Linked DNA regions of Homo sapiens: regions 2, 3 and 4 are each linked to region 1. Evidence: chromatin loops called from intact Hi-C (ENCODE). Cell type or tissue: IMR-90. All regions are shown on one strand.

The links. Hi-C counts contacts between places; a loop is a spot of excess contacts. Peaks named below come from ENCODE experiments on the same cell type or tissue, not always from the same donor. Only the 100,000 strongest peaks of a DNase experiment are listed, where the experiment ranks them.
Region 2: a loop joins it to region 1, with 5 times the contacts of the local background. A loop is called at or near these places in 12 of 110 quality-filtered maps.
Region 3: a loop joins it to region 1, with 7 times the contacts of the local background. A loop is called at or near these places in 49 of 110 quality-filtered maps.
Region 4: a loop joins it to region 1, with 6 times the contacts of the local background. A loop is called at or near these places in 16 of 110 quality-filtered maps.

What each region holds. Positions count from the first base shown.
Region 1 is chr18:36,807,134-36,812,133 of GRCh38, reverse strand. It overlaps TPGS2 (tubulin polyglutamylase complex subunit 2), which reads left to right. Exons shown (of 7, transcript NM_015476.4): 3 at 4,200-4,287. Among named protein-coding and RNA genes, the nearest start is that of TPGS2, 19 kb to the left of the region's middle. In IMR-90, a CTCF peak has its summit at 2,376 (motif pointing right); DNase peaks (open chromatin) are centred at 2,403 and 3,233; H3K27ac peaks cover 743 bases.
Region 2 is chr18:36,093,220-36,098,219 of GRCh38, reverse strand. No RefSeq gene overlaps it. Among named protein-coding and RNA genes, the nearest start is that of RPRD1A, 28 kb to the right of the region's middle. In IMR-90, a CTCF peak has its summit at 2,107 (motif pointing left); a DNase peak (open chromatin) is centred at 2,119; H3K27me3 peaks cover 234 bases.
Region 3 is chr18:36,685,680-36,690,679 of GRCh38, reverse strand. It overlaps FHOD3 (formin homology 2 domain containing 3), which reads right to left. Exons shown (of 29, transcript NM_001281740.3): 16 at 3,502-3,552. Among named protein-coding and RNA genes, the nearest start is that of TPGS2, 140 kb to the left of the region's middle. In IMR-90, a CTCF peak has its summit at 2,460; a DNase peak (open chromatin) is centred at 2,439.
Region 4 is chr18:36,755,335-36,760,334 of GRCh38, reverse strand. It overlaps FHOD3 (formin homology 2 domain containing 3), which reads right to left. Exons shown (of 29, transcript NM_001281740.3): 26 at 1,194-1,217. Among named protein-coding and RNA genes, the nearest start is that of TPGS2, 71 kb to the left of the region's middle. In IMR-90, a CTCF peak has its summit at 3,027 (motif pointing right); a DNase peak (open chromatin) is centred at 3,044; H3K27ac peaks cover 893 bases.

The sequences.
Region 1 (5,000 bases):
TGCTACAGTCTGAGCTATCATTTCCAAGCTCAAAAAACAAAAAAGAGGTAAGGGATGTGGCCAGGCATATCTGTCACCTTTTAACAGGACAGTGAAAGTTTTCTTAGAAACCTTCTGTTTTGGACTTGTGTTTACATTTTAATGTCCAGCAGTAATTGCAGGAGGTTCTGAAAACAAGTATTTAATAGGACACATTGCCATCTCAGACAAAATGAAGGTTCTGCCAAGGAGAAAAAGGAAGGTGGATTTGAATAAGCAATCCATGTGTCTGACACAGCCTTCTCTGCCCCTTCCCTCATTTCTCTTTCTGTTTCTAGTGCCCCACACAGTATTTATCCCATAATAGATACTTAATAAATGTGAAATGAGTAAGTGAATTAGATAAAACGCAAAAGTCAGAAAGAGTGTCGAGCCTTCCCAAGGTTGCCTAACTTCTTTTCCACAAGCAATCCTTAATTGCATTCCTGAGACTCAGGCTACCACACCCACCATCTCTGAAGCAGAGCAGCTGTAGATGCAAAGGCTTCCCCCACTAATTCCCCCAGTGGTAGAATTTTGATGATTATATAAACTTGAGGGTATTACTCTTCTGAAGGTTGCCTCATATGAGCTCTGTCAGACACACAGCTTCACCAAGACTTGTGGTGCCTCTAGACAGGCCAATATTTATATATTTTTTTCTTCACGTATTTTTAGAGGGAGACTAATGGTTCTGTGGAGAAAGGATTTTGGAAAAAGTATGCTACCTTTCCTTTGGCTGTTAAGCAATGCAGCTCTGGCCCCAAACTCTCATACCCTACTCAACAAAACAAAAGGGTTCAGTTAACCAAGCCCTCCACCTCTCCTAAGGTGGGAGTTTGAGAATATATTTGGGAATTCTCTTGGGGATCTCACACCATCCCTCCACAGCTCATCCAGGTTTTCCTCCACTTCATGGAATGTCCTCCCTGAGAAGAGTTTCAGGAGATGCCGTTGTGCTCATTGCCACAATTTCCAGCAATGTTCTCATGCTCCTTGATGGACGTCCTGGGCAGCTCTTCACCTGGCCATGGTTGCAGACCAGCCAGAGAGCCAGCTCAGCATGGACCAGCACCTACAGAGACATTGATTTCTGTCCTTTGGGCCCTATGCTGACCTGATCCTGCATCTGCTCCCTAGTTGGGAAGTGGCCTCTAAAAGTGAGGGGAATAATGGGGTGCAGGATTGTCCAGGAGTAGAAAAGGTGAGTAGAAGGCAATGGACAGCCCCTAGCCCTTCCCTTGAGGCCCAGTGCTATTGGTTTTCTGGAATCTTGTTGATAGCTCCCAAAACAAAAAAGTGGCTCAGGTCCTTCATCTGATGAAGTAGTAACAGAGCTTGTGATGGACTCTTTCTAAAGTAGCTTAAATAAACCATTGTAGATTATCTCAGGAGAAGAAAAGAAAGATTAAAAATTAGGAACTATGTGACAGAATCACCACTGGGCTAGAGATTGCAGATACCATCTTGATGCAATCAGCTGTTAGTTCAGATACCAGTCGTTGTTACTCTCCCTTGTTGGCTTTCTCCCCAGACCCTCTCTCCAATCCTGATATTACCCTCCTCCATTCACTTTCTGCCGATCTTCCTCCTCCCTGCCCTCCTATCACACCCCCCAAAATATAGCCTGGGCATGGATCTGTGTGGGAAGAAGCCCTCTGATGTGGGCAGATTGCTCCCTGTGGAAAAGCAAACTCTTTTCAGGTTGGTTAGAACAGAAATTTTAAAACGGCAGTAACTGAGTCACTGGCCAGAAAAAAAAAATGGTGAGATACGTTAAAATTAGGAGAGGTTGTTTACTTTTCTCTCCAACCTTAAAGGACTGAAGCAAGTATGTGGTCATTTAAATTTTGGTTGTGAACCTTTCTTCCTGGATTTGCCCCACTCAGAAGAGCTACATGCAGTAGGAAGGCTGGAGAACTGCAGGCCCAGCAACTGCCCCAGGGGTGCTTGGGGCAGAAGGGTCTGCAGCAAAAAGCAGCAGAGTCAGGGCCGCTAGTCGTTTAAATTAGAATGACAGTGAGGGATTGATGTTTTTCATGAATTTGGTTTACTTGAATATTTTTATGTATATTAGTATTTGAAATGTGTGTTAAATATTTGATTTCACAGATTTTTTTCTATTTGTATGAATTTTGAATAATTGTAAAAAATATTGGTATAAAATAATACCAAAACTTATTTCTTGGGTGAAATAAATACCATAACAAATGTTATAATTACTATTAATTACTGGAATTATTCAGCCTGTCTTACATATGAACAATGCCAAATAGTCCACCTGCCCTCAGCCTGGATCTCATGGAATCCCCATTAAGAAAGGCGGATAGACAGTAGTTTCCTTGTCTTCACCACTAGATGGCACTAGTGATCAAAATGTCAGAGCAATGCTGTCCTTTTGGGGCGACGAGAGGAGCAAGGACCTTGCAGAACACTGGTAACTGTAGGCTTCCTGTACCAGGGTTTTAGGAGTGGGAGAAAGGCATTCTGCAAGTGCATTTTTTCTTCTGAAAGCACAGATAATGTGGCCACACAGGAGGCACTAGGAGCAAGCCCATTACTCCTAATAATAGGAAAACAAATTAGTCCAAGGAGTCTGAGTCTCTTAAATTTCACATTTATGAGACTGGGTACTAAATAATGGACACAGAAAAAACAAAACTTGATCAGAACATACATTTTAGTTCATAAATAAAAGAAATTTAAAACCTGTTTCATTAAAATGACAGCTGTTGTCCATTTAATAATCTAAAAACATGCTTAAAATCTCCGGCAAGCTTGAAGCTTTCTCTTTATCTATAGTTCCTGAAGATGCTGTGGCTGTGAATAATAATAATTTCCTAGTCTCCTCTCTTCCTGTCAAACTCACACCCCCTCGTACTGCCAGTGTTCTGTATATTAAGTCTTAGAGTTTATTCTTGAACCTAGATTCACAGAGTGATGTGTTCGTCACTCAGCTACTGGCAGAGTTGGGAAGTGAACTCAAATCGTCCTTCTACATGATGCTTTCCCATGCATTGGGTACCTAGAACTGACTGACAGGATGACCTAATGCAGTCCTGACATAAGCAGTTGTCGGTATCACATCTCAGAAGGGTCCAGTAAGCCACAAGCTTGGATAGTTATTAACATGTTGCCTCTTTGCCTCTGTAACTACATCAAGAAGTCACTCTAGGGGGCCCAGGAAATGAATTGGAGAACTCATCCTTTGCACATTCCAGGGATTTGAGTTGGCTAGGGAAGACTGGTCATACACACACACAGATGTGAGTTACTTAGAATGTAGGGCTTGTTCCTGGTATCTCCTGAAGGGATACTAAGTTTCTTCTTTGTTCTCTCCAGCAACGGTTTGGATGATTTCATATCCATGGATATGTGAAATATTTGAGTATATATGGTTACCTTCTAAGAGCTGTCAGAACTTAGACATTGCATAAGTTTTCTGGAAATGATATACTCTTCACTTTGTTTTTTTTTTGAGATGGAGTCTCTCTTTGTCACCCAGGCTGGAGTACAGTGGCACAATCTCGGCTCACTGCAAGCTCCGCCTCCCAGGTTCATGCCATTCTCCTGCCTCAGCCTCCCGAGTAGCTGGGACTACAGGCGCCCGCCACCACACCCTGCTAATTTTTTGTATTTTTAGTAGAGATGGGGTTTCACCATGTTAGCCAAGATGGTCTCCATCTCCTGATCTCGTGACCCGCCCACCTCGGCCTCCCAAAGTGCTGGGATTACAGGCACTCTTCACTTTTAAGATGCTCTCATTTGTCCAATAATTTGTTTCAGAAAATAATATATGACCATGGGTCTGATATGTACGGCAGTGATTGCTTTGCTTGAACATTGTCAGACTTTACCTAGGACTTCCCCTCTTGCCATGTTCCCCTGTCTCCTCTTCAGCTTGTTCCCTTTGAGCTCCTTTGCCAGGTGGCTGCCCATTGAGGCATTATCATGGCAGAGCAGGTACCTGGTTTGCATTAGCTGCTGAAGAAAAAAAAGGCAAACTGGAACTCTGCTTGCAAGACCCCAGTGCCTCTCTAATAGAGTTTTGTAGGTGACTATCAGAGCCTTCCTATTTCAGGGACGTATAACATGCTAAACGTGTCCCCAGTGCCTTAAGCCATAGCCCTGTACCCTCTTTCCCAGCCCTTACCTAACACTTAGCTGCTTTGTGATTCTAGAAGAATAACTGTGTGATGCCTGAAGATGTGAAGAACTTTTACCTGATGACCAATGGCTTCCACATGACATGGAGTGTGAAGCTGGATGGTGAGTCAGCCTCCTTGTAGGAGAACATTTCCCTGGCTGAGAGATTGAATGGGACAACTCTGAGGGCCCTTCGACTTTTGAGTCTTTGAATCTGGATGGTTTTCATGGGTGCCCCTCAAGTGCCATGTCCAGAAGCTGTGATTATGTCCCAAAACTAACAGATGCCATCATTGCTTCACCCACCACAAATCCCACGACAGTCTAGCAGTATGGAACTGGAAGTTCAATTTAGAGGATTCCTGTAGGAATAGGGTAGAGAAAACCATTAATTACTACATAAAAAACCCTAGCCACCTCAAACTTAAAGCCTCAGAGGGCTCTACCTCCAAGCAAACCCCTCAGGGTAGGCGGCAGTGACAGTCTCTAGTGTTGATGAGGGGGCCACTTATCTCTTTCAGGCTCTTCCTTTATTCCCACCATCATAAAGACCTTAGGGCCCTAATCCTCAAACCAGAGTCTTCGCTTCTCTCCTTCACATCACCTCAGCCTAAGTCACCAGCTACCTCAATTCACAGGCTGCCATCTTTTGTCTAGGACAAAACATTTTTGTGTGGATGTGGGAACTCACAAGTTTGTACATGTCAGATTGTAGGTACTATGTAGGCATAAAAGGCAGTGCTGAACATTTAGGTGAAGACTCTTGAAAACATTTCATAGTCTAGAAAACCCTGTCCAGCCACAGGAGCCCAGCCCGTTCGTGGCACAGATTCCCC
Region 2 (5,000 bases), 710 kb after region 1:
AAAACTTTATCCAAAATGGATCATAGATATGAATATAGAACCATAACACTTTTAGAAGAAAATATAGGAGAAAAATCTTCCTAACCTGGGGTTAGGCAAACTTGAACCAAAAGCACAATCCATAAAAGAATAAGTTGATAATTTGTTTCAGAAAAATTGAAAATGTTTGGGCAGGCGCAGTAGCTCACACCTATAATCCCAGCACTTCGGGAGGCCAAGGTAGGAGGATTGCTTGTGCCCCGGAGTTCAAGACCAGCCTGAGCAATTGAGCAGCATGGTGAGACTCCATCTCTGCCAAAAAATAAAAAAGTAAAAAATTAGCTGAGCATGGTGGCATGTGCCTGTGGGCCCAGCTACTCAGGAGGCTGAGATAGGAGGATCCCTTGAGCCTAGGAGGTCAAGGCTGCAGTGAGCCATGTTGGTGCCACTGTGCTCCAGCTTGGGCAACAGAGTGAGACCCTGTCTCCTCCACCAAAAAAAAAAAAAAATTGAAAATTTTTGTTTTGTCAGAATAGAAAAGAGAAACTATGAACTGGGAGAAAAATATTCGTAAATCACATATCCAACCAAGAACTTGTTTTCAGAATATAAAAACAACTCTCATAACACAATGGTGAGAAAACAAACAACCTAGTTCTTTAAAATGTGGGAAAAACTTGAATAGATATGTAGATATGTCACCAAAGAGAACACATGGCGGCACATGAAAAGAGTTCAATAGCATAAATCACTAAGGAAATGCAAATTAACACCATAATGAGCTGTCAGTATTCACCTCCTAAAATGGCTAAAATTAAAAATTCTGACAATATCAATATCCAGCAAGGATGTGGAGTAACTAAACTTTCATACATTGGTAGTGGGTATGCAAAATGGTACAGCCTCTATGGAAAACAATTTGGTAATTTCTTACAAAGGTAAATATACAACTACATTATGGGTACATTATGACCCAACAATCCCTCTCCTGTGTATTTGCCCTAGACTAATTAAAACTTAACATTTGCACAAAAACTTGTATAGCAGCTTTATTCACAATCACCAGAAACTGGAAACCACCCAAGTGTCTTTCAACAGTTGAATGGATAAATAATGCTGTGGTATATCTGTGTAGTGCAATACTACCCAGTAGTGAGAAGAATAAACTACTGACACAGGCAACAACCTCCATGAATACATGGTGATTTTGCTAAGTGAAAGAAGGCAGACTCAAAAGGTTACATATTACATGTTTCCATTTATATGGTACTCTGGAGAAGATAATATGATAGGAAGAAAAGATCAGTGGTTGCCCAGGGTTCATTTTGGGAAGGCTGTGACTGTAAAATACTAGCATAGGAGTTTGATTTTTGGGGGGCAGGGGTTGAGAGATGGTAATGGAATCATTCTGTATCCTGATTTTGGTGGTGGTTACACAAATCTATATGTAGTGAATCTCACAGAATTCTACTGCATAGGAAAAAAGTAACTTTTCCTAAGTTTTTTTCTAAAAAAGGATGAGGTGGATATTTCTCTTGATTGAACAATACAGTGTAAAATATTGAGTACACACCACACCTGGGTGTGGGTGTACTTACAGAAATTTTGGAAGGATACACAGTACAGTGGAAGACTTTTGTATTCTTTATACATTTCTTTACTTGAATCTTATTTTTTACCATCTTTTTTATTGTGGTAAAATATACAATAACATAAAATTTACCTTGTTAATCATTCTTAAGTGTACAATTTAGTGGCATTAAGTACACTAACATTGTTGTGCAGTCGTCACCACCATCCATATTCAGAATTTTTATGTCTTCTGAAAGTGAAACTGTGGATCCATTAAACAATAACTCCCCATTTCTTCTTTTCCCAGCCAAACACCATTCTACTTTGTCTTTCTGATTTTGACTACACATTTAAGTGGAACATACAATATGTGTCCTTTTGTAACTGGCTTATTTCACTTAATATAATCTTATCAAAGTTTTTTCATTTATGTTGAAGCATGTGTCAGAATATCACTTTTTTAAAGCTAAATACTATTCCATTGAATGCATATAACACATTTAGGATGTTATTTAAACCCATGCAGTAAGCCCAACTTAGTAGAACCAGTCTGCCACCTTGTGGAATTTTAACACAACTTCAAATTTTACAAATTGAGAAGATGACTAATTTAGAAATGATGCTACTAGTGTTCAATTACTAGCTATTTTTTTGGTGTAAATTTAAAGAACTAGTTTTATTTAACATAACTGTGCAAGAAGTATGTGAAGAGAAACTCAAATGCTGCTGATGGGCCAAAATATTTGAGTACATGTAAAGTTATTTCCTATTCTTGGATAGGAGGAATGGACTACAAACATGAATTAAGTGGTCATGGAGAAAGACGCAAATGGCTTTTTATCATATAAAAGCTTACATATTACAGGATTTCAATCTCACTCATACAAGAAAATGCAATTTAAAAATTGTCTACAAAAAATTGTAGACAAAACAAATTTATCTCCAAAAACGTTGTAGACAAAAAATTATCTACAACATGGATGAACCTTGAAAACATATGCTAAGTGGGAAAAGCCAGATACAAAAGAATAGATATCACAGTTGTCCTTTATTTATTTATTTATTTATTTATTTATTTATTTATTTATTTATTTTTGAGACGGAGTTTCGCTGTTTCGCTCTTGTTGCCCAGGCTGGAGCGCAATGGCATGATCTCGGCTCACTGCAACCTCCGCCTCCCGGGTTCAAGTGACTTTCCTGCCTCAGCCTCCTGAGTAGCCGGGATTACAGGCACTCACCACCACGCCCAGCTAATTTTTACTCCCACTTCATCTTAGCCGAAAACATTTGGCAAATGGGAAGAGATTATGAAGTAAGAAAAAATAGCATTTACTAAGGTCTACTATAGTCCTCTACATAATTCTACCCAATCCTCATAACAGCCTTACTATATAGGCCTTATTAGTTTCATATTGCAGATGACTAAAACGAAGTTTGGAGAGGTTAATTGGTTTGGTTAAAGTCCTAGAGCTAGTTGATGCCACAGAAGAAACTTAAACTCCTGTCTACGGTCTCCAAAGTTGAAAATTTGGGAGTTCAAGTTTGGCATCTTTACTTTTCCTTTTTTTTAAACAAGGTCTCACTCTGTTGTCCAGGCTAGCGTGCAGGTGGCACAATCATAGCTCACTACAACCTCAAACTCCTAGACTCAATTAATCCTCCCACATCAGCCTTCTGAGTAGCTGGGACTACAGGTGCACGCCACCATGCCGGTTTTATTTATTTATGTATATATTAGTAGAGATGAGACCTTGCTATGTTGCCCAAGCTGGGCCTTCCTGCCTTCCTTCCTTCTTTCCTTCCTTCCTTTCTTTGTTCTTTTATTGGGGACATCCTTTCTTAAAAGAGATTTTGCAGTCGGATGTCTGATGTCCTTTTTCTCCATTTCCTATGAGATGTGTGATTCCACTGTTAGAGATACAGCACATATCCTGAGCTACGAGGGGTTGGCTGACTGTAGATTTTCTTCTTCGCAGGAAAAGTACAAGGTTCTGGATAGGGAGGCATGAAGTGGCTGATATGCCTGCCAAACAGGCTAGGCTTGCTGGGCTGCACCATAAAATGCCAGGGTTTGAACAAAGGAGAAACATCCTACTATTCCAGAATTTGGCTGGAACATCCCCTGATCATTTTAGAGAAACACTGCCAAAGGAGCATGCTCATGGATGTGAGACAAAAGTCACAATGGATCCAAAAACTATTCATTCAACAAGTACTTATTGAGCCCCTACTATAACCAGACACTGTTCTGTGCAGTGTTTGTTAATTAGAAAAATAGACCCAAATCCTTGCTCTCATTGAACGTTTATTCTAGTAAGAATAGGCAGAGAGGCTGGGGTCAGTAGCTCACTCCTGTAATCCCAGCACTTTGGGGAGGCAGAGGTAGGAGGATTGCTTGAGGCCAGGAGTTCAAGACCAGCCTGGTCAACATAGCGAGACCCTGTCTTTACAAAAAAAATAAAAAAAAGAATAGGCGGACAAGAAGTAAGTTAAATAGATAAACAATGTAGTGTGCTAGAAAGATATTTTACAAAAAAAAAAAAATGTTGGGCCGGGCACAGTGGCTCACGCCTGTAATCCCGGCACTTTAGGAGGCTGAGGTGGGAGGATCGCTTGAGGTCAGGAGTTTGAAACCAGCCTGGCCAATGTGACAAAATCCTGTCTCTACTAAAAATACAAAAATTAGGTGGACATAGTGGCATGTGTTTGTAATCCCAGCTACTGAGGAGGCTGAGGCATGAGAGTCACTCGAACCCGGGAGGCGGAGGCTGCAGTGAGCCAAGATCATGCCACTGTGCTCCAGCCTAGGTGACAGAGCAAGACTCTGTCAAAAAAAAAAAAAAAAAAAAACAGAAAGAAAGAAAAGGAAAAAAAGAAAGAAAGAAGAAGAAACCACGTGATTTTTCTGTTCAACGCTTTGCAACAACTTCCCATCTCACTTATGCAAAGTAAAAGCCAAAATCCTGGCAGTGGTTTATAAGACCCTATTTGATCATTGTTCTCTCCTCACGCCCCATCTTACTGTCTCCTACTCCTCTCCTCTTTGATCACCCACTCCAGCCACAGGAGTTCTCCGTGCTGCTCCTGAGCCACCCCAGGCACCTTCCTGTCCTAGGGCCTTTGTATTGGCCATTCGCTCTTTGAACACCCCGAAATAGCTGCACGGGTCACATGTCCCCTCCCTCAGATCTCAGAGTGGCACCTTAGTAAGCCTGTTCCTAGTGAACCAAAATCCCAACAGCCATATTCCTTCCTCGACATTACTTTTCCACATGGCACATAGCACAACTAACACACCATATTATGCTTTCACCTGGTTCACTCTTCACTTCCACAGAAGCTCTGACGGAGACACAGATTTTTGTTTGTTTTATTCATTGCCCTATCCCTAGTGCCTGGCTTATATTAGGTGTTCAGTATGTCAATGCCTTCCAGCCAAAGACCACCAG
Region 3 (5,000 bases), 120 kb after region 1:
AGCAGCAGCAGCGTTCATCTGCAGTGGCCAGAGTGGTGAAGGCGGTGGGCTGGTACGCGGAGACGGCCATGCCACAGGCATTTACGGTGTTACAGCTTAGCGACCCCTCCTGCCCCAGAAGAACCTCCAGCAGTTCTTGGGGAGGAAGCTGGACCTATGTCATGACCTTTTCCTAGACAATGACTTAAGTGCTATGGGGCCCAATAGTACTTGATCTGAGGACCCACCGGCCCATGCAATGACTGTCACGTATCCCTGCTGCCATGCGAAGCCACACTCAATCCACAGACCGACAGAGCCTCCTCTGTGGGAAGCACCGGGCTTTCTATCCACAAACCACAGCCCCAAGAAAAGACTTCCTACTTTTGCTGCCTTCATCCAAACATTCCCGTTTATCCTCTGCCTATATCATTTGTTTGTTCATTCATCTTTTCATTTATTTATTGAATGTTTGTCAAGTGCCTGTCATGTGCCAAGAACTGTAGTGGGCACTCACGATTTAATAATAAACAAGGAAAAATCCCACCCTCACAGAGCTCACAGTTCAGTGGGAGAGAGAGACAAATAAACCACTGGGATGAACTCCAACATCCGCCAGAGCTCAGTGGCAGGGCTGGTACTGCGGCTCAGTCTCTTTTCACAGGGCCCTACAGAAACTCTGCTTGACTTTAGATTAACCTAGACCTACTTACTGATGACTTTTCCTGCCACACTTCTATTTGGAAATTCTCACTTACATTAAAGTAAACTCTGGCTCCCTTTAACTTCTGCCCTGTTCTCAGTCCTTCTAAGCAAGGCTCAGAACCCTTTCTTACTGCTTCATTGATCATTTTCATGCACAATTTCCAAAACCCTAGCCCAGTTCCAACCTTTTCTTTGCACTTTGTTCCCATAGCCCCTGTTTGCTATAAAGCATTTCTTCTCCATGCCCTGCTGTCTCCCTCAGACTAACAAACCCAAACAGAAGTATCCTCCTGTGCTACCCCACAACACACCCCCAGCCTGGCTCATTCCTTACTACACACACTTCTTTTTTCTCCTTTAAATTATTTGTGAATGTCATTTTAATCAATCATTATCCTATAAAGCCTTTCTTCTAATACTTAAAAGGATGAGAAGTAGCATCTCAACAGAAACTTACTCCTGGTCTGCACCATTGCCAATAACATAGTTTGTCTGAAATTATGGAGTGAGATGATATGAAATAATATAACATGTATCCAGATGGTCACTACACCTCAAAATAAGATGACATTCATCTTGTTACAGTTACATGATACAAACCTCAAAAACCATCTGCTGTGACTCTGGCTGTCTTTTTCTGAGTCTTGCATTAAGGGTAAGAGATGTGGGACTTGACAAACACACATTGCTCTATCTGGAAGAGTTACTTTTCCTTATTTCTGTACTACTTCCCACCTCTGATCTCTACTAGTTTCCATTTCCAAATTCCATTATACTTGGAAATCTTACTTTTTCCTGGCTTAGTAGGAACTCTTAAAAGCTTTTGAAACAGGGATGAAAGTCTATATTTCCCCTAACTCCCATCTTCACCAGGTTATTCAAGAAGAAAACTAACAAGAAAAATGGCTGAGCCAAACCAAAGGAAAATGCGTGCCTGCTTCCCTAGACCTCCGTGTAAACAGAGAGGTGGCTTCAAGGGAAGAATCCCACAGTGGGCCTGGGGAGCACACTCCTGTGTCCAGGCTGATGGGCAGCCTGGGAGCAAAGACTATGGGCAGAACCAGAGGAGAGAGGAGAAGCAGCAACCTCCTCTTACGAGTTTGCCAGACATAAGTGAAGTCTTGTTTGGACAAAAAAGAGCAGTAAATAATATCCAGAAAGAGCTGGACTTCCGTGGTTTGGGGAAATTTTGAAGTCAGCTGAGCCAGTTCAGATCTTGACACAGCACTTAAACCACCTCCCCAGGAGCTGCCAAGCCTTGTCTGTGTGGACTTAACCTAACAGTCAAGTTGTTGAAAGCTCAAATAAGTACAGAATCTGGGGGGAGAACTAAAATAATAAAATTTAGTTCCTTATGCCTGGGCAGGAAGTCAACCGCATTTTCAGTGAAAGTATATGTGATGCCCTCTGATGTAAAAAACAGGTACTAGTGAGAAATATAAGCTTCCTATTTCTTTAGCAGCATGTTTCACTCTAGATTTGCCAGCCACAACTGGTTATTAGGATGACAATAATCAAATAGAATGTTGGAATCAAAGTAATGCCATCATTTTATTTAAGAGGTTGATCTAAGCATCTAATTCTTAAATTGAAGACAGGCAGTCTCCACTCTTCCCTGCCTCAGAGACTGTCCTGATGTATTTAGCTGGTGTTTAGAAAATTAGCACAATTCTACTTCTTATTGGCCCAGTCCAGAAATTGTTAGGTTCCCAGCTGGCTCCAGCATAAAAGGTGTTAAAAGCAGTCTTTCCATCTCTCCATGCAGTCACCCCACCTGGTGGTAGAGGGGACAACTGCAGGCTATAAAGAGCTGGGGGTGAAAACTTGTCTTTTGCCAGTCTACTTGTAAAACCAGTTTCCACTGTTTCTCTGCATTTATTAGACACTGAACATCTTTGTATCTTTTATTGAGATTCAAAGCATGTTGCCATTGAAATATACTACTGATCAACACCAGAGTTTTGAGCTGCTCTGTTATATGACCTAGGCTGGTTCGAATATTACAGCAACATTTTAATAACATACTTCTTAATCTTATAAAGTAATGTATCTCATATATGTTTTTCTTACAAAATTGTATACAAATATTCTGTGGATAGAAATTTAAAAATGTATTCATGCATTTTCTAGTTAGCATCACAAACCACAAAGATTCGTACCATAAATGAAGTAGTTTTTAAAATGAAAAAAAGAAATAAAGTAGTTTACAGCTTGAATATTTTAAATAAAGCTGTTGGTTCATTTACTCATTTACTGATTCCATATATTATTCCTAAGTCCCAACTACATGCCAAGCACTGTGGTGGGTACTGGGGAAATAAAGGAAATCTAGGCATTGTTCCTGCCATCGAGGAGCTGAGTACAGTTCAGTAGGGAGACAGGTAAGTGACCAGGCACATCCAGAAAGAGTCTCAGATATATCTAGTGCCCCCAGCTGCTGCCTGGCACAGTGTGGATACTAAAATATTTCTTGAAGGAGTGCTGACCATGTGACATAAAAGCATGCATTAGGAACATGTAGTCCAGGCTCAGCAGTGGTGGTGCAGGGTATTTCAAATATATGCCCTATGTCATTATGCTAACATAAACGTGCTCATTTGAAGGAATAGACACACTTAACCATGATGGCACCAAATGACAACTCCATACTTTTATTGGAAAATTTAGGTAACTAGTACACTCTGTTCTGCAAAATGCCAGCTATGTAAGGTTTTAGGTGAAGCAGTTATATTTTAATCGACAGTCTCTCTGCATGCTAGGTTAACAGTGCAAAGTCACATGCCATTTGTTACAATGGGAAAGAAGAAATATACAAACCTTTCTTCTCTTGCTTGCCTTTGCTCCTCTCTTTTGTCTAAATAATCTCGGCTAATGGAAATATGTAGAACAAACAAACAGGAAAAGAAAGTAACAGAATTAGATACTCAGAAAATTACCAATAAATTATAAACAGTATATCATGAAAGACTGGCACTGCCTCAGAAATGTAAAATGGTTGTAGCTGAATTTTTAAAAGTTTAAAGCCTGTACTTCAAAATTATTAAATACAATCGATCTTCAATACAATCACAGGGATTGCAGAAAACATAGGATTATTGGATTCACCCAGAAACACTACTAATTACTTGTTGGAAAGAATGTAAGTATCTGAGGAAAGAGAAGTTTTTAAAAAATCCATAAATAAAATACAGCAATAACAAGCAAGCAATAGCTTTTGGAGGTGATTAGCATCCAGTTGAGCTCTGGTAGCTTCATAACAGCCATCTTAAGAATTAAATCTAAGTTCCTTGGCCATTCTATGTTGCACTCCACAAGCTGAATATTCCTTCCACAACCCAGGATTTTTTTTTTTTTTTTATTTCCAGGATACATGAGGGGTGTGCAGGTCTGTTACATAGGTAAATGTGTGCCAGGGTGGTTTGCTGCACCTATCAACCCGTCACCTAAGTATTAAGCCCAACATGCCTTAGCTATTTATCCTGATGCTCTCCCTCCCCAATCCCCCCACTGACAGGCCCCAGTGTGTGTTGTTCTCACACAGAACAGTGAGAACACATGGACACAGGTCCCCTCCCTATGTCCATGTGTTCTCACTGTTCAGCTCCCACTTATGAGTAAGAACATGTGGTGTTTGGTTTTCTGTTCCTGCATTAGTTTGCTGAGAATGATGGCTTCCAGTGCCATCCATGTCCTTGCGAAGGATGTGATCTCATTCCTTTTTATGGCTACATAGTATTCCATGGTGTATATGTACCATATTTTCTTTATCCAGTCTATCAATTGATGGGCATTTGGGTTGATTCCATGTCTTTACTATTGTGAATAGTGCTGTAATGAACATACGTATGCATATGTCTTTAAGATAGAATGATTTATATTCCTTTGGGTATATACCCAGTAATCGGATTGCTGGGTCAAATGGCATTTCTGGTTCTAGGTCTCTGAGGAATCGCCACACTGTCATCCACAGTGACAACCCAGGATTCCTTCTCCACATCCATTACATTCTCAGTTTCTATTCTAGGATCACTGAAGCTCCTGCTTTGTTCCTTCTCTTTTGTCTGTACCCACAGATGCCCAAATTTTATGTTTTGTTTTTCTGTTCCTGCTGTTTTCTTAATTTTAATGTTTTGTTTTTCTGTTCCTGCTGGTTAGGTTCCAAATTGAATCTAAGTTTAAGACTATGTGGTTAGTCATCTCTCACTGGACTGTTTACTTTCTTGGAGAATCCTAACATCATGGTTTTCAACACTGGACCTCATAATATAGTTTAAATATTCTATTTCTTGGTGTACTGATAACTGGATATAAAGGGG
Region 4 (5,000 bases), 52 kb after region 1:
GGTGGCTGTCAGGAGCAACTGGCATTGGCTCTGGGAAGGTCTAAAACCAAATGTGTTTCTTACACCAAAGCCCTGATATAAGAATTGAAATGAAATATGCCTTGTTAACCAAGCATATTGAGCTTTATTTTTTTACTTAGTGTCAGAAAGCAGTTAAATTTTTCTTAAGTATCACTTACGATGGTAGAATTACAAAAGTGGGATTCAATCACAGAATCCTAGCATGTTAAGAGTTGGGAAGAATTCTTCTAGACCTAGTCCCACCTTGCTTTTATGGAAAAGGAAACTGAGGCCCTTCAAGAATATGTGGCTTGCCAGGGACCCCAAAAGAATTGGTATCAGGGCCCAAAACAGAACAAGACACATAAATTCATGCTGATTTTCTCTAACTGAACAAAAGGTCAGGACATATATATTTTAAAAGAGGTATGCTGGAATACCATACGTACACAATGCCGAACACCTGGATGAAGAACAAAAAGTCAGATTAACATTTGCAAAGAACACCTCCACAGACTGCTGGCTTCCTTTGTCACCCAGTGTCTCAGGCATGGCAACAGGGTTGGGGACAATCTGTGGCTTGTAGCATCTACACGGCTCTCTCCTTATTTTCCAGGGCCAATTAGCCCCCTTGGTCTCTGGTTCTCGCACCTGCATCCAGGGTCTAGGGAAGAGCCCCTGCCATCTGCCACTGCATGGACGTTGGCCCATGGGAGCCATTAACACCAGCAGAGGAAATGGTCACACATCAGAGGCTGCCTACTGGCTGGGGACAGAGACTCTAGCCTGGCCCTTGGCCACTGCCCCACTTCCTCTTTGATTTCAGGACTCTTCATGTGGTTATTCCAGAATCTAGTTCTCATATTTAAGTTGCCAAAGGAAAATTCTCTGTCCACTTTTCCAGCAGCAGGGAGAGACCTGCTAAACCTGCCACTTGTGACATGGTTACTGATTAGCTGGGCCTCAGGGACAGCTCGGAAAATGCATTTAACCCTTCAGTCCCTGGCAAACGTGGCATGATGAGAGCCCCTGTCAGGTGGTTAGTGATCACACGAAAACCAACCAGAAAAATGTCCATGCATTGTTTAAAGCACTGAATGGTGCTGACACTTCATGCTGATTATGTTAGGTTAGACCAGAGCATACATGAGGTGGTAAAATGTGGCATTCTTCATGTTCATAAATGGTCATACCTCAACTTCCTCCTCCTCATCAGTCTACCCGAGAGGACAGGACAGGACAGGACGGAAAAGACAGAAGGGATTCTTAGAAGGCACAGAAGTCAGCAAAAAGATCATCGCAATGTCACATAAAATTCCAAGTAAATAAACTGGTCACCACAACCAGGATACATCCTCTTGAGTTGGGAGCTGCCAGGCCCCACCCTCTTGTCCTCATCTGGACACTCCTTGTGTGAACTCCAAGATCACCCATGACCAGAGGGACTCACACGGCTCCGGGCCAATCTTCTGGGGCTGTCCCTGAGGTAACAGTCAGCTAACTCGATTCCCTGACCACCACCAACGTCACTCGCAGCTGTGCATCGTGCTGAGAGTGTCCTGCTCTGTGAACCATATGGCTTGGCTGGCCACATCCTTATGAACCCATCACGGCCTGACAGTCATCAAGGCCCCTCTAAGTGGACTGGCTTCCATTTGCTTGGCTCTGCCTGTCAGCTGCCGGCCCTCCCATCCCATCCCGAGCGCAGGATCCCTCCCTGCCCAGGCTGCTGGTTCTGGGCTACCGCTGGTCCTTCCATATGCAGGCCAGCCAGGACAAGTGAGACAACTGCTCCAGCAGCGTGTTCACATTACTCTCTCCTCAGGAGCATGAAATTAATTTATTTTTAACATCTCACCTGTTTCTCATGGGAGCCACCTGAACTGACTCTCCATACTTTTAATTACTTTAGCACTAAACTGCTTTAAGTTACTTTAAATAAAATATCTCTCTTCTAACATAAATTGAGAGTGAAAAGTCATGTCAATCTCTTGATCATAAATTAAACACACTTTCAATTTAGGAGTGTCTGTGAGGTTACAGGGCCAGGCCAGCAAATCAGATTGAAGTGTTTTGAGAATGAACTATGCTTTTGGAAGTTAAAATGACAAACCACTTCCAGTCCGTAACATTCCACGCTGCCTCATCCAAATGGCATTGTGACAAGAGACAACAGTCCTGTTCCATTACTCTCTTTTAAAAAATTCTTACAGTTTATTTATATAACCTGGGATGGCTGGCATTTTTCCAGAAATTCACACATGTTCAAGGTGCTACATATATAAAATATTGGCCCGCTCAACATCCCTAAAAGTAATCATCATTCCCTTTCTATAGAAGAGGAAGCTGGCATTGAGAAGGGTTAAGGGTCTCACCCAGGATTACCACTGCCCTCCAACGTGGGAGGCCTGGGATTGACCAGCCTGGGTTCTCACAGCCCACCTCACGAGTGTGAATGCGGCAGAAAGGCTGTAGGTGCCTCGTGTTGCCTTGTCTATGTCACCATTTGCTCTAGGACCAACTTTGTACACAGGATGAGGAATTAGTTGCTCAGTGATCCTGGCCTGGGAGGACCCCTGGATGATGAAAAGGAAGCCTTCTGAATACCCAGAAACGGGGAGAAGAAGAGGGATAGGCACTCAGGAGCTGGTGCGTGGGGGCTGCAGATTTTACCCTCAGACCTCTCATCTCTAAATGTTACCACTTGCATCCTCATTTTATTCAGCATGTACATTCAAGGTGACTTACTACAAACAGTTTTCTCTAAAATCTCTTCTAGCTCCAACGTTCAGGGGGTCCGTGATTCTAAGTCTACTGTCTGGCTTTGTTTTCAGTGGTTTAAGTTGTGTATATGCCATTTTTAACCAGGTTATGATGTCCTTGGGATATAAGCTTTTCTTTATACTCACATCTTCCTTGGTGTCCCAGGCACTGCTGGATGCACAATGAGCCCTTAATAATTGAGTTGGAAAAACCCAAGGCTGTAGTTTTCCTTAAGGGACAATATCCTAATGTTCCAGCAGAGGGCAATCCTTCTACATGAATGATGCCACTTTGGCCATTAAAAACATGGACTAGGCTGAGAATGAATCCTGACGAAGCCTATCCTGTCCAGATTTTAATGGGAATTTAAATATTTTTGAATCAAACTCTAGAAACATTCACCTCTGTTTATGATTGGGAAAGCCAAATGTTTTAAGAGAAAGAATTTAAAAATTAGTGGGATCTGTAAAAAATCTCAAGAATTTAGCAAGAAATTTTGATGTGTCCACATAACTATAAGCATATTCGGCTTGTATGTGTCTCATAGCCACAAAATAAGCAATCTCTTTTTTTAAACTTTCAAAAATAATACTATGAATAAAATGTGGGCCACAGTTTGCCCAAGTGGATCCAACATGCTTCCTGGGTTGCTGTCTTCCAAGAGGCTGTGGATCCTACTGAACTGAGATTTCAGGAAAGGATACAGAAGACTCTTGGCTGATGGCACTGGAATTCAGAACTGCTTGGGTGCAGGGTAGAGCTGTAGAAAGGGCTCCTTCTGCACAAAAGTGACCTGAGCACTTCCTAAAGGTCCAGAAAATTCCAAGAAAACAAGGAGCTTACACAAAGGTGGATGGTAAGAGAAATGATTATCCCGTGGTTCTTAAAATTATAACAAAATTGCTAAGTTAATGTGTCTGGCCTTCCATGTAAGTCAGACCCTCAGGAATGTGGACTTCTAGAGAGCAGTAACCAAGTGCCCTCTGCTTGGCTGACTACATACACACATGTCTGTGCACATAGGGCGGCTTCAGTGAGGTCTTCCTAATTGGTTTTCTTCCTCCCCCAGCAAAAATCTGCCTAACTAGGGTTCAGTTGAAATGTGTAACTGCCCAGATGATGGCACGCCCTGTGGCTTAATCCTTTCCTCATTCCATTCCCTCTATTGCCAGAAGTCCATGTGCTACTCAAATGCACGCACAGATGGGAGAAATCCATGGGCAACAATCCAAACCATGAAAAAAAATCACACTCTAGAGTCCTTCAACAAGTTCCAAATATGACCTGTCAATATCAAAAAAGATGACTTTATTATCGTTGAGTCTGTTCAAGAAAGAATAAATAGTGACTAAAGGAGGATTCCCAGAAAATTTCAGCCTTTTGCCTGGAACTGACCTTACAGTAATGGATGAGGTAAGTGAGATGCTAGCCTGGTTTTTATGTTTCGTAAAGGCACATTAAGAAAAAGGAACCTGCACTATGTACCTCCGTTGGTCTCTGGCATCGTCATGCATCCCTTTACCCTCCACTTTACTGAGCATCTGTCATCTGAATATCCACTGCCCCCCAAGACCTAGGTAGGCTTGGGGCTGAGACAGGAGAGATGGGGAAAGAGCCCGGGAGCAGGGGAGACATGTAAGTGTGCAGGGGCTCCCCAGGGTGCTATGGGGAAACTCCTACTGGATTCACTGTCCTCTGGGAACTCTTTCCACCCTGATGTCCTGTGATTCAAGGGACTGGCAAGAGCCCATTAGATTGTATCTTGGAGCAATCACATCAGTTTATTCAGATGCCCACAATGGGTGGTCCATGTGTCAACTGATTGGTTACACAGCACCGTTATGATGATTAAAATTCTGAATCAATGCCCCAATCAGTACATTTGTCTTTCTATGATAAGCGGCATTATCTTTTATATTTTACTTGTCTTCATCCAACTTTACCCACATCACAGAGGACAAAAATAGAATCAAACATTTAATGTCATCAGCAACATGCAACACACCAAAATGGGTTCCATGTTCCTCTTCTAGCCACACGTTCTGAACTTTACATCTCCTAGCTCCTTGTTATTTAGCAGATTTTCACAGAAATGGTGGAGGAGTACTTTAAGAGCACTTTTTAAAAGAGATAATTTTTTATAGTCAAAAAAAAAAAAAAAAAAAAAAAAAAAAGCACAGCTTTTAACTGTGGGGAGGATTCCTGACTGATCTTACTTTGAAAACGAATGACATAAG